Regions from separate parts of the Homo sapiens genome. Here region 2 is linked to region 1. Evidence: chromatin loops called from intact Hi-C (ENCODE). Cell type or tissue: OCI-LY7. All regions are shown on one strand.

Region 1 (2,500 bases):
GCTGAGGTCTGTGCGTCGTCAGGCCGGCCCCGCCCCCCTCTCCCTCGGCTCCCTGGTCTGTGAGGGGCAGTGGCTGGACCCGACCATGGTGGGAATGGAAACTGCTGTCCACCGGCCACGCTGACCCCAGCCTGTCTCCTGTTTGTAAAACGGGGTGGCGGCGAGCCCCTCCTGAAGGCTGGGGTGGGATTTGGTGAGGAAAGACCCTCTTCCTGGCACTCCTTCCCAAGGGGCCCCGCTCTTGCGACCCCCGCAGCTGGCCCTGCAGACACCAGGCCTCCCACCCCTGCCAAGGCCAGGAGGCACCAGCCGGGAGGGAGCCCAGTAGAGAAGGAACTGGAGAATTCACCCCACCCTGTGGGCTCCCGGAGCTTCCTCCTGAGCTCCCAAGTCCAGGTGTGTTTTGAGTGTCTAGAAAGTCCCGACTTCACAGACCTGAGGGGGACAGAGTGGGGGAGGGGACCTTGCAACCGTCCCTCCAGCCGTGTCCGCTGCAGCCCCTCACTCCAGATGGCGGTGACCCCGGCGGCATCCGGGCCAGGCTGCAGCCGAATCCCAGAGCCGGTGGAGCCAGCCTGACCCAGCCGACTGCTCACGAGAGGATGGGGGATTCCTCAAAACGGGGGCACCAGGCCGCACACTGGGGCTGGGTCTGCTGAGGGCTTGCTCTGGCTGGGCTCCCAGATTTAGAGAGCAGATCTTAGGCTCCTGGCCCCCGATTTGTGTGAGGCCTGCAGCGCTGCAGACCCTGGAGCTCAGAGGGGTTATGGTCCATGGGGGTCACATGGCACTCAGGTCCAGGGCCTCGCCACCCTGTCACTGCAAGTCACCCAATCAGCCCCCACCCGCTGACCGCACACCCCTCCGTGCCAGGCGCAGGGTGCAGAAATGAAAGAGGCGTCCCCGCTGGAGGGGCTCGGTGCAAACTGGACCCCGAAGCTTCTTGCCGCTTATTCCCAAGGGGGCCTGCAGTGGTGGGTGTTGTCCTGACACCCCCAGCCCCAGACAGACGGACTGACAGGCGGGGGACGGACAGCCGTCTCAGCTGCTTCTGCCCCTCCAACACGGCAGCATATTCTAGACCAAGGGTTGGGACCACGTGTTCTAAAAGGTCACCAGCAGGTGACAGAAGATGCCAGTCAGATCTGCCCTCATCTGCTCTCGGCCCCCAGGGGCTTCTCCCACCCCAGGTCCTCCTGAGACGCAGCTGAGGCTGGGCCTGGCTCTGTCCCCACTGCCAGGAGCCGTGAGGCTTGTCCTGCGGCCCCTCAGCTGGGGCTTCCTCGTCTGCAGTGCAAGGGGCCGTCCCCACCTGGGGGGCTCTCCGGGCGGCGGGTGGGAAGGGAGACAGCAGGCAGCCGCTTCCTGGCGAAACTGAAACTGCCAGGTGCTTCCCGCCCCTCCCTACTGAGCCCCTCCCCAGGGCCAGAGACAGCTGGGACGGGCAGTCCTGCGGCCAGGGCCCCTGGCAGTCCCCTGTGGTCCACCCTTATTCGGCCTCTCACCAGGGCGTGCCTCTCTGGGCCTATTTCCTCCAGGTGGGCCCCAGCATGGGCGGTATGGGGGGTTCCTCATCAAAGCCCTGTGGTCACATGGTCCCAACTCAGCCCCATGACCCGTCGAACCCACAGAATTTCAGTCACTTTAGTCATGGTGCGAAAAGAAGGATGCAGAAAGCTTAAAAGTTTATAAACTGAACATGTGTGAAAATGGTGACATTCTGGAGGCCACAGAGCGACCTCTCCTCTTTCCCTTCTACTTCCTACCTCTGGCTGCAAGGGAGGGTGGGCGCCTCCACACAGCTCACGCCGACCCCCGCTGGACGCGCTGCTCCGGGGCAGGGGGCGTCCTGAGTTCCCCGGTGCCCTGGACAGGAAGGGGCAGTGTGAGGGCTGAGCCGCGACGAGCCCCCAGGCAGTGTGCGCCTGACCCTCACCCCTGTGCTCTGTGGCTGATCTTTAACCCCCCAGGAGAAGCCAGGTCGCGGGAGCCACGCAGGGCAGCACGCCGTCCCCGTCCCCGGCCTGCTCCTTCCTTCCCTCTTCTTTATAGAAAGGAATTCCTGTAGGTCCAGTGTCCCCAGCCCGGAAGGCCACCCCACCTGGGGGCGGCGAGATGGGATCAAGGGGTTGGGGGGACCTAGCTCAGAGGCTTAGCCACCCCACACCCCACCACGGCTTCCTCATCGGTAAATGGGGCAATAGCAGTCCCCGTCTCCGGCACATCTGTGAAAACTGAACAGGTGGACGCATGGCAGCACTTAGGGTGTGGAAAGCCGTCCCCAGGCATCCTGCCCCGTCCCCGTCGCTCCCAGGCAGTGTGTCTCGCACAGTTACAGAAAAGGCATCGAATTCTCATTTTCCTTTGCAATTTCCTCTCTCGACACCTGCGAGGCTGACTGCATTGAGCATGGTGCTGCCTCGTGTCGGGGCCGAGTGGCACCTCGGGGGCTGGGGGGGTGGCATGGCGCTGCCTCGTGTCGGGGCCGAGTGGCACCTCG
Region 2 (2,500 bases), 150 kb before region 1:
CCCATGCGTACTACGTGTGCTATCCGTGTGCACACTGCGTGTATCTGTGATACCCGTGCGCGCACTGCATGTGTGTGTGGTACCTGTGATATGTCACAGGATGTGAGGGAGTGGTAGGAGCCAGCCCCTCAGCGAGGTGATGGAGGAGGCTGAGCCCTGGGCCTGGCAGGCCAGCTGCCACCTGGGGAGGGTCCAGATACTCTGGCCCCGGGGATGATCCTGGGAAGGTGTCCTCCCATCCCCACAGGGCACATTCCTTTCTGCAGGTACTTTCTGTTTCCTGACAAATATGACACCAAGCCTCTTAATTCAGCTCTGAAGGCCTGGCTGATCATCTGCCCAGGAACAGTCATGAGTCACTCCACAGGCCTAGGGATGGCCATTCTCATGACTAGTCCTGAGGGAGACCTTCTGGGGAGGGACGCTGGCCGGGACCCACGCCTCGGCACAGACAAGAGTGGATCGGACAGCCCAGCTGTCGGCCACAGCCTCACTTGAGCCACGTGGATCCGGGACCGTGGTAGTGAGGGGCACCCTCGGGTTCTGGGATGCTGTGGAGAGAAGGGCTACTGCGTGAGACTCAGATGAAAGTACCAAGTGCGTCTGCGAGTGTGAGCGTGGGGTGGGGAGTCCCTTCACATGAGAGAGCAGCAGGTCTCTGATGCTGGGGCTTTTCAGAGTTCACAGCGCCCATCATCACCTGGTTGTCCTGGGGCGCCCACCCACCCCTCTGGGAGCCCTGAATCTCAGGTGTCGGAGGGCACAAACCCTGAGGCCCTCAGGCTGTGCTCCTCCCCACGAAGGGTCTTGGCCCCTGGTGGAGCCAGGCCCCGCAGGGCAGCTGTACTCCACCTGCTGCACCGACTCCTTGGCTGAACTGGAAATGTTCCCGGGCCTGCTGTCAGCAGATGCAAACCCCCCGTACGCTGAGATTTAAGCAGCCCCAGAGCATCTGTGCGGCTTCACCTTGCAGGGTCTGCCTGCATGCCTGTCGCAGAGGCCCCTGTGCGGTGTCTCTGACTGTCAGGGTGCCCAGGTAGCTGAGGCTGCTGCTTCTATTTCAAGACTGCTTCAGGGAAGAAACCAGCAGACACAAATAATTAAAGAAACTCAGGCAGGAGCAATCAGGTGGCGCGGCAGCCAATGCAGGTGTGAAGCAGTTAAGTTTTGTTTTAATTTAAGACAGAAATGCTCCCCACCCCCGCTCCGCCCCTTTCTCTGGCAACATTTCTGCCATTTCCGGCAGAGCAGGTGCTCAGAGGCAGGAGTGTCAGCTGACTGACACCTGGAGAGGGCTGCACAGCCACGGGGCGTCTCACTCCTCCACACGCCACTCACGTTCTGCTCTCTGCTGGGGACATTTCTGACTAGATGGTGTCCCCAACCCAGGCACAGGCTGAGCCCCGTCCCTGCAGACAGGGTTGGAACTGGCTGAGCTGGGAGGTCCTCGAGTTGGGGGCAGGGGCACTGCAGGGCACAGACTTGAGAGCCAGGAAGGGCCGGTGTATTCAGGAACCTGAGATGTGGGGTGTGGCCAGCAGCCTAGTACCAGCAGGGCAGAGGCAGGAATCCCAGGAGAGGCATGTCAGGACAACAGCATGGGCTGGGGCCCTACAGAGGGCAGGGGAGGTGGGTATAGCAAGGGGCAGCCACCCAGGTGGGTTTCAGCAAGTTGCCCCATGGCTCTGTGGGGGCCACAGGGATAACAGCCCACTGCGGGGGGCCCAGGCCAGGCGGGACACACTGTGCGGCCCTCCACACAAGGTGCGGCCACTGCAGGTGGCCCCAGGTGAGAGGTTTCCATGGGGAAACAGAATACCCACTTCAGGGCCACGGGGGATAACAGCCCACTGCGGGTGGCCCAGGCCAGGCGGGACACACTGTGCGGCCCTCCACACAAGGTGCGGCCACTGCAGGTGGCCCCAGGTGAGAGGTTTCCACGGGGAAACAGAATACCCACTTCAGGGCCACGGGGGATAACAGCCCACTGCGGGGGGCCCAGGCCAGGCGGGACACGCCGTGTGGCCCTCCACACAAGGTGCGGCCACTGCACCTTTCAGTGTCATTTAATGACACTGAAAGCCACCCACATCCTACTTGGTTGCTGGAGCTAAAACGTCCAACCACGACCATCGCTCCAACCCTCACGTGGTCATGTGTGGAAACCAAGGTACAAGGAGGGCGTGTGGCTGTTCACTCACGAGAGCAAGGCCCACGGCCCCTCAGCCTCTGCACAGGGAGCTCAGTTGTGCCCGTGAGGGCCAAGATGGTGTCACAGAGAAGGAAATGCACAGAGATGAGACTCAGGATCCCTCGATCTTTGAAAACCTCAGGGCAACACAGTCAATCATGTGTGGTATCAGGTGTGGATACTGGCTTCAGAGAAAATAATTTCCTTTTAAATCAAGATTCCATTTCCCCATAATCCCTAAACCTTTCTCTGTGATGAGTTCACGTGTGATGAGCAGACTCTCATGTTAAAATCCTCACAGAAATGAGA

What was found. Peaks named below come from ENCODE experiments on the same cell type or tissue, not always from the same donor. Only the 100,000 strongest peaks of a DNase experiment are listed, where the experiment ranks them.
Region 2: it touches region 1 in a loop (6-fold over the local background); 2 of 110 quality-filtered maps call a loop at or near these places.

The regions. Positions count from the first base shown.
Region 1 is chr16:88,967,175-88,969,674 of GRCh38, reverse strand. All of the region lies in intron 1 of CBFA2T3 (CBFA2/RUNX1 partner transcriptional co-repressor 3), which reads left to right. Among named protein-coding and RNA genes, the nearest start is that of CBFA2T3, 8.8 kb to the left of the region's middle. RefSeq lists enhancers at 1-662, 1,632-1,691 and a silencer at 1,922-1,971. In OCI-LY7, CTCF peaks have their summits at 913 and 1,113 (motif pointing right); DNase peaks (open chromatin) are centred at 554, 1,274 and 2,284; H3K4me3 peaks cover 2,100 bases; H3K27ac peaks cover 2,500 bases.
Region 2 is chr16:89,121,485-89,123,984 of GRCh38, reverse strand. All of the region lies in intron 7 of ACSF3 (acyl-CoA synthetase family member 3), which reads right to left. Among named protein-coding and RNA genes, the nearest start is that of ACSF3, 29 kb to the right of the region's middle. In OCI-LY7, a CTCF peak has its summit at 1,331; a DNase peak (open chromatin) is centred at 1,224; H3K4me3 peaks cover 1,657 bases; H3K27ac peaks cover 2,500 bases.